Linked DNA regions of Homo sapiens: region 2 is linked to region 1. Evidence: read pairs that join two places in POLR2A ChIA-PET (ENCODE). Cell type or tissue: K562. All regions are shown on one strand.

What was found. ChIA-PET counts read pairs that join two places held together with the same protein. Peaks named below come from ENCODE experiments on the same cell type or tissue, not always from the same donor. Only the 100,000 strongest peaks of a DNase experiment are listed, where the experiment ranks them.
Region 2: POLR2A ChIA-PET joins it to region 1 with 5 read pairs; 2 of 35 experiments call an interaction of 5 or more read pairs at or near these places.

The regions. Positions count from the first base shown.
Region 1 is chr15:81,841,403-81,845,402 of GRCh38, forward strand. No RefSeq gene overlaps it. Among named protein-coding and RNA genes, the nearest start is that of LINC01418, 120 kb to the right of the region's middle. In K562, no CTCF peak of the experiment used is centred here; no DNase peak of the experiment used is centred here.
Region 2 is chr15:82,070,814-82,074,813 of GRCh38, forward strand. No RefSeq gene overlaps it. Among named protein-coding and RNA genes, the nearest start is that of LINC01583, 16 kb to the right of the region's middle. In K562, no CTCF peak of the experiment used is centred here; a DNase peak (open chromatin) is centred at 2,288.

The DNA.
Region 1 (4,000 bases):
GCTATGTTCCCACCCAGAAGTATTCAGATTATACCAGAATACGTGCAGTGATAGAAACTTATTACCACTACAGGTAATAAGAATAATTAAGCATTCATCATGCATCAAGCCCTGTGCTAAGCCTTTTGCACACATTATTTCATTTAACCCTCACAACAACCTCAAGAGGCAGACACTAGGATTCCCATTTTACAGAAATAGAAAGTAAGGCCAAAGTGGTTAAAAAACTTGTCCAAGATCACAGAGTTGGCCTTTGAAGGAGCATAGATTATAGAGCAACTTAAAGTTTGGGCAGAAGTCGAAGCTTGAGGCAGAAAAAAAAAAAGTGTCAGGGAACAAAAGGCCAGCGGGAAAGGAAGGGGGATGAGTGCCAATCTGGGATGTGAGTGTTCAACCAAGAGGCTACCTTCTAAGAAGGGTAAGGTTGGTGCCAAGGTAATAGCATCCGGGAATTCTGCAAACACAATTTGGGTTGCCCAAGTGCATGTGAAAAGTTCTTACATCTGTGCAGTGTGCCTAGGAATCAAAGGAAAAAGACCCCAGTTTTTCAGAGATTCAAGAATTAAGAGGAAAATTATAATAAACTGGAAGCATGCTATGGTGTGGGAAGCACAGGTGTTGGTGTTGGACGGACCCACTTACCACCTGTGTAAGCTGGGCAAATAATTTCACCTCTCAACCTCAGCTTCTTCAACAATAAAATGAGAATAACAGTAGTTACTTCAGAGCATTTTATAGGATTCAATAGTTAATATATGTAACATTTCTAGCATATAATAGTTACCTAGTAATAATAGTTCTTTTCCTTCATTCTTCCTCAGAAGAAAGAACCATTATCTCCAAGTGCCTCAATCAAGGAGGACATTAAGAGAGGCCTAGATATTTGAAGATGGTAGATATTAGTAGAAGGCTAGAGGAAGATAAGTAATTATTTAAACCCACACCAGCCGACAAGGGCAGCAATAAGCCTCCCAGCTGGGCTTGCTAAGATGTAGCCAGTCTTGAAGGGCAGAGGTGACAGAGGCTTGCCGAGCACACGGCCCAGCATCCAGGCCCTCCACTCCATGATGTGAATACCATGGGTCAACCAGTTCTCTTGTCTACCTGCCCACTCCTGACCACTTGCTCCTGGAGCTCTCCCACTTGCTGCCTTATTTGTTTGGCTTGTTCTGGTTTGTTTTTAATCGGATCTCACCTAGCCCAGAACCTTCAGCTACCAATGAGGTCTTAGCTGTGGACCGTGAATATGGCTATTAGAATCGTAGTGGCCTCATTACACAGAGAGGGAAAATCGGGCCCTGTAAGGGGCAAGAGCTAACCAGAGATCACAGAGACAATTATGATCATATCCATATCATATCCAGGAACGGAACACACACGTCTTGACTTCTAGAGTCTCCTCAGGACACCTTTTGAGTACTTTGAAAAACAAAGATCTGGCTGGGTGCAGTGGTTCACACCTGTATTCCCAGCACTTTGGGAGGCCAAGGCAGGCAGATCACTGGAGGTCAGGAGTCCAAGGCCAGCCTCGCCAACATGGTGAAACCCACCTCTACAAAAAATACAAAAATTAGCTGGGCGTGGTGGTGGGCACCTGTAATCCCAGCTACTCAGGAGGCTGAGGTAAGGGAATCCCTTGAACCTGGGAGGTGGAGGTTGCAGTGAGCCGAGATCACTTCACAGCACTCCGGCCTGGGCGACAGAGTGAGACTTAGTCTCAAAAAAAAAAAAAAAAAAAAGGGAAAAATAAAGATCTCTAGTTCTCATTGATGATAAGGATGAGGGCAGAAAACAGTTCCCAGGAAAATGACAGCAGGAACGCCTGTGGGCTGGCCTCTGATTAAAGGTTAACTGACCCACGCAGACAGGCAGATTCATGCATCACACATGTGTGTACATGCTCCAAGCTCTCCAGTACAGTAAGTCCATTGGGCAGGGGCACTGCTGTTCATCATTATTCTCTACAGCCAATGCAGCACTGAGTCCAATGCTGTCACGTGCTCAGAAAATAATGGTTGAGCTATATTAGGCTTCTGTTTCAGTTTTGGAGAATGTCCTCTGGCTCTTTCAAATTAACTTCCTCTTTCAAGAGAACAGAGAGAGACACCTACAAAAAGATGAACAGCAAAGCATAGAAAGGTAGAAAGTGGGCCAGATGTGGTGGCTCACGCCTGTAATCCCAAAACTTTGGGAAGCTGAGGCGGGCAGATCACGAGGTCAGGAGTTTGAGACTAGCCTGACCAACATGGTGAAACCCCATCTCTACCAAAACTACAAAAATTAGTCAGGCGTGGTGGCACATGCCTGTAGTCCCAGCTACTCAGGAGGCTGAGGCAGGAGAATTGCTTGAACCCGGGAGGCAGGCGAAGTTGCAGTGAGTCGAGATTGTGCCACTGCACTCCAGCCTGGGCAATAGAGCAAGATTCCATCTCAAAAAAAAAAAAGAAAAAAAAAAGAAACTGCTAAAACTACAAGGTCAACACTTTATTCATTATATATTCATCTAGCACTCTGCAGTGGAGCAGAGTTACTCAAGGTGTGGTCCACAGATCAGCAGCTTCAGCTTTTCTGGGAACTTTTTCAAAATGCCAATTCCAGGACCTCACTCCAGATGTCCTAAATCTCAGTCTCTCATAGTTAGGCCCAGGAATCTGTACTTTAAACAGTGCTCCAAGGGATTCTTATGCACACCAAAGTTTGAAGCCACTGCAGTGGAGGACAGAGGGAATGTGAATTGAGCTCCTCTGCCAAAAATCAACCAAAGAGAAGAAAGGGCCCGACCGAGACCAGCATGGCTGTGCAAAGGATTAGCTCATATCCTGATCACCATTTTCGTTCTGCATACTTAGTAGCCGAGGAGTGAGAATGGATATCCCCTCCCCTGCACCTCCACCCAAATACAAAGACAGTAATGGAAGAGTGCATATCATTGTCATGACTTGCAAGTTGCCTTTATGGTGGGCTTTTTTAATTTGGTAGATTATGTTTTGCTCATTCATTTTCATTTGAAATGAGATTGATCCAGCCATTTCTGTAAGCAGAATGTTAAATGCAACCAATGTGGATGTTCTGATACAACTGTGGTTAAGGCACCCTGCATAGTCATCACAGTTCCAAACTGCCCAGCAAATCTTCAGCAAATCGCTAATGCTAGAGACAAGCGAAGGAAGCAATGGACATGTCGATAAATCATGAAACCTGTTTGTACCAAGTGAGAAACCCAGTCAATACTAAATCTCTGAAATGCTCTTTAACTCTGCCAAAAAGAATAGGCATGGTTAATTGCATTTCCAATTTAGGCAATTGTTAGAATTTGCCAGTTACACGTCATCATTCTATAGGATGAAAATAGACATAAAAAAAGCTTCCAGATTTTAAAAAAAAAGGTTAGCTTTCTACGTGTGTGAACTGATGGGGTGACCACAAAAGTCAATTCAGAGACAAAACAAAATTCCATTAGCATGGAAGAAACAAGTAGAGGCAGCCTGAACTTGAACTCATCATGGATAACCAAGGCCCAGTGGTCACTCTCAATGTTGTGATTCTTTTGTTGTACTTTGCATTGAATCGGAATGGGGTTAAGAAATTTTTTAAAAACTTTGATGAAACCTCTACTACTCTGATGGTGTATAGCTGTTATGAAATTTCAGTTGTTGATCATTTTGCAGGAAGCTAATATTTTAGCATTTCAAGAACAAGTGGGGAAGGAAAGAGATTGGACCTGAAGTTATAGAATCTCATTATTTAAAATGGCCTCATTTCACCCAGCTCAACTCCTCACCTTATAAATAAGGTTACGGAGGTTCAGGAAGAGGCGGTGGCTCACCTAAGTTCCCACAGTGCAAAGTGATGGAGCTATGACTTCCATGCGCCCAGGTCTAGGCTCTCCCATTAATAACTTCATTGTGACAGGTTTTACCTTTAAGATTTTTAATTTCAGGGCCAGAGTACGCTGCTGCCTTATTTTTCCAGCATCACCAGCTGCCCCAAAGGCAATTTT
Region 2 (4,000 bases), 230 kb after region 1:
GATATAAGTTCTAAGACTGGACGTTTTCTATGCTTGTATACTAAATGTATCTTCTCTTCTGAGAACTTTCTGACCCTGCTTCTTGCCTGTTTTATTCTTGGAGCCTTAATGTGTTTGTTTTCTAATATTATGAACATTTTATGTATAAGGTAGCAATTCTTTGTTTTTCATGTTTGCTGCAATATGTCCACCCTTGTTGTTGGCCTCTTCGTCTGTATTCTTTTTTGGACATGCAGAACCTACAGAGACACAGACAAACAGACACAGAAACGTGCAGAAACACACAAACGCATCTTTTCCTTTGTCACTCCTGTCACTTCCTTTGTTCCTGTATCCCTCCGTGGACAGTCTCTAAGTGTCAGGCCAGACATCAGGGCTGGAATTATGAACATGGGAGTAGAAATGGCAACACTCAGTGGCATTAAAGGCTAGAGACTGAAAGATCTCATAGGAAGAAAACCCTAAAAGAGAAGGAGTAAAAAAAAATTGAGACCCAAAAGGACTCCAACATATAGGGATTGGGGCTCAGAAACAGGGGGAGCCGGCCAAGAAGACTGAGAAAGACTGGCCAGAGAGGTAGGAGAAAAACCAGCAGCCTAGGGTATCATGGAAGTCAAGAGGGGACAGTGTGAGGAAGACGGATGTTCCAGAAAGAGTGTGTCTAGGGATAGACAAGCCTTCACTTTCTCTTCTATTTGTTCCACAGGGTTCAGTATTTAATTGTCTGATCCATCTGTAGTTTTTCTGGAGAGACCCTGTTTCTACTAAAAAATTAAAAATGAAAATAAATTAGCCAGACGTGATGGTGCATGTGTGTAGTCCCAGCTACTTGAGAGACTGAGGTAAGGGGATTGCTTGAACCCGGGAGGTCGAGGCTGCAGTGAGCTATGATTTGTGCCACTGCCCTTCACCCTGGGCAACAGAGCAAGACCCTGCCTCAAAAAAAAATTGTTGTTTCCCTAATTGTGAAAGGATGCGGTTTCCTGAACAGACACAGCTCTCTCTGCCTTTCTCTCCCATTCTCATCAGATGCTTGATCCTCACTTGAGTGCTTGAAATTAAAGTAGAACTGAGGAGAAAAAAATATTGACCATACTCATTTTTTTTACAATAAACCATTTTGGTTTTGTTTTTTGAGATAAGGTCTTACTCTGCCACCCAGGCTGGAGTGCAGTGGTGCAATCTCAGCTCACTGCAGCCTCAACCTCCCTGGGCTCAAGTGATCCTCCCACCTCAGTCCCTGTAGCTGGGACTGCAGGCACACGCCACCACATCCAGCTAATTTTTGTTTTTGTGGTAAAGATGGGGTTTCACCGTGTTACCAAGGCTGGTCTCAAACTCCTGGGCTCAAGTGATCTCATCAATCTCAGCGATCTTAGATTCTTATAAGGAACACACAACCTAGATCCCTTAGACGCACAGTTCACAATAGGGCTTGTGCTCCTATGACAATCTCATGCCACCGCTGATCTAACGGGAGGTGGCGTTCCGATGAATGTTACAGGATCCTTGGGGTGTTGTTTTCCTAGCCAGAAACCTCTGTGGCCAGTGATGTTTTTACCCAAGTTTTGCTCAGGCCTGCTGGGCCTGGCAGGCTGTACTCAGTTCACACTGCTGGCCTGGGTCCCACGCCTGCCAAGGGTGAGTCGGGTGTGGAACAGTGAGGGGTGTGTGAGCGAGCATGGGGTCCGGCCACTGCTCAGTCAGACATACTGGTGGCTGCTGTGGGGCAGGCAGCTACAGGTGCCAGCAGCGCTCTCTGCAAGGTTGTGGCTGGACCAGGTGCACTGCAAGCCACTTCCCTGGCTGGCACTGGGGAATGCAGTGGCACCCAGAAGCTTGCAGATGCCAGGAACCACAGAACCCCAAAGAGGGAGTCACGGCTCTGGCTCAGGGAGCTCCCAGGTCTGGGATCCCTGAAGGGCTGCAGCTCTTCTCTCCTTCTCTTCACCCACAATGTGGCAAGCAAGGGGCATGTTTCAGCCCTGTTTGTGTTACAGCAGCTCTTTTAGCCTCACCATTCAGTGGGTCCCGAGTTCTTGTCCTGCAACATGGAAGAATAAGGTATGTGGACAAGTGGAGGGTGAGCAAGATGAAGAGGAGCTTTACTGAGCAATAGAACAGCTCAAAGAAGACTTGCAGTGGGCAGCTCCTCTGTAGCTAGGGTGTCCTGACAAGTGTTTAGCTCCTAGCAGAGAGGGTAGCTCCTCTCTGCAGGCTGGTTGTCCTGTCCTCTGTAGTTCCCTGATGAGAGGTTATCTTCTCTCTGCAGCTGGCTATCCCAGTGTCTCTCCGTCCTTTCCTCTGCTCTGGCTGAGCCCAGGGCTTTTATGGGCCTCAGAGGGGAGGAAGTATGTACTGATTGGTCCAATGAGTGGCCATGGATGAGCCCAAAAAAGGCAGCACAAGTCCCCACTCTGGTTCACCAGACTGGCAGCTGGGCCCACAGACTTCAGACCCTCCCTGGCCTGAAGGTGGGGCCTCACCAGGACCCACCTCCTTCTGCCCAGGAACTTGTCTGCCTGCTATGCCTGGGAGGGCGGGGCTCCCATCTGCAAGAGGCCTGGGTCTGCAGCTGCCATTTGGGCAGCTGAAGTGGCACCCAGGGAGCTCCAGCCCCAACTCGGAAGAGGTGGAGCTCCCACTTGTCCCTGGTTCCCGCTGGCTTCATGGAGCACACAGCCCCACTTGCGCATTCCTGCTGCAGCCAGTATGATGGCAGCAGACACTCCAGATGACCTGCCATTACCATCAGTAATGCTTGCTTACCTGCCACTCACCTCCTGTTCGTAACAGGCCACAGACCTGTACTGGTGCATGGCCTGGGGGCTGGGGAGCCCAGCTTTAAGGAACATCTCTGATCATGACATGGGCTTAGGGAGACACAGACCTGAGGTGAGGGAGAAGGTCTGACAGGCATTTGATTCAGGTGGCCCCATGGCTTTTTGAGTAGATATGTTCTGCTTTCTTAAATGAGAGACTTCTCTAGGGACGGCTTCTCTCTTGGTGGAAAGAACAGGACTCTATCGCCACGCCAGGTGGCTGTCACAATGTGAGACTCTTCTTCTGTGCCCTGAGCTCAGACTTAGCAAGGCCAACAGATTTTGGTCAGTTTTGGGGTTTAATCACCCAACAAATGAAGCAAGTATATACCTAGGGACACCAAAAAATTCTCATAAAATAGTCGGATACTATTTTAGAAAAACATGTAGTTATCATGGAGGGAATTAGAACTCTGTTGGACTTGCTTTCACTCAGTTTTGAGTTCAACAATGTTTAATATTTTGGATTATACAGAGGGGTGGCTGGGGAAGGTACACTGTAATGTTTTCAGTATTCAGGACCTCTAAATATATTTTCCCTGCCTTGGTTAGAGCTCATGTTTCTGAAGAGGTCTTGCTCTGCTCCTCTGCCATGGTATGGAAGTAAGAATTTGAGACCAGGCACTGTAATCCCAGTGCTTCGGGAGGCCAAGGCAGGAGGATCACATGAGCCCAGGAATTTGAGGCTGCAGTGAGCTATGATCATGCCACTGACTCCAGCCTGGGCAACAGAGCTCGAGACCCTGTCTCTAAAAAAAAAATTTTAATTAAATTAAATTAAATTTAAAAAGTAAGAATTTGAATTTAAGGCTTCAGCTAATATCCTAGCTTTGCTCAGGGGATCGATAATATGTACTTTGTAGGATTTGAAGTAATCTAGGTAAGTAAAGCTTAACAATCGACATGCAGAAGCTACTCAAACAATGAAAGCTGGGTTCAATTATCACTAAATAACTAGGCCTGTAGTCTTCTTCCATTTCAGGGGTCAGCAAAGTCTTTCTGTAAAAGACCAGATAGTAAAATTTTTCAGCTTTTCAGGCCATATGATCTCCCTGTTACAACTCCTCAACTCTGCTGGTATAGTGCAGAAGCTGCCGTAGACAATACATATGCACAACTGAATGTGGCTGTGTTCCAATAAAACTTTATTTATAGATCTGGAGACTGGAATTTCATGT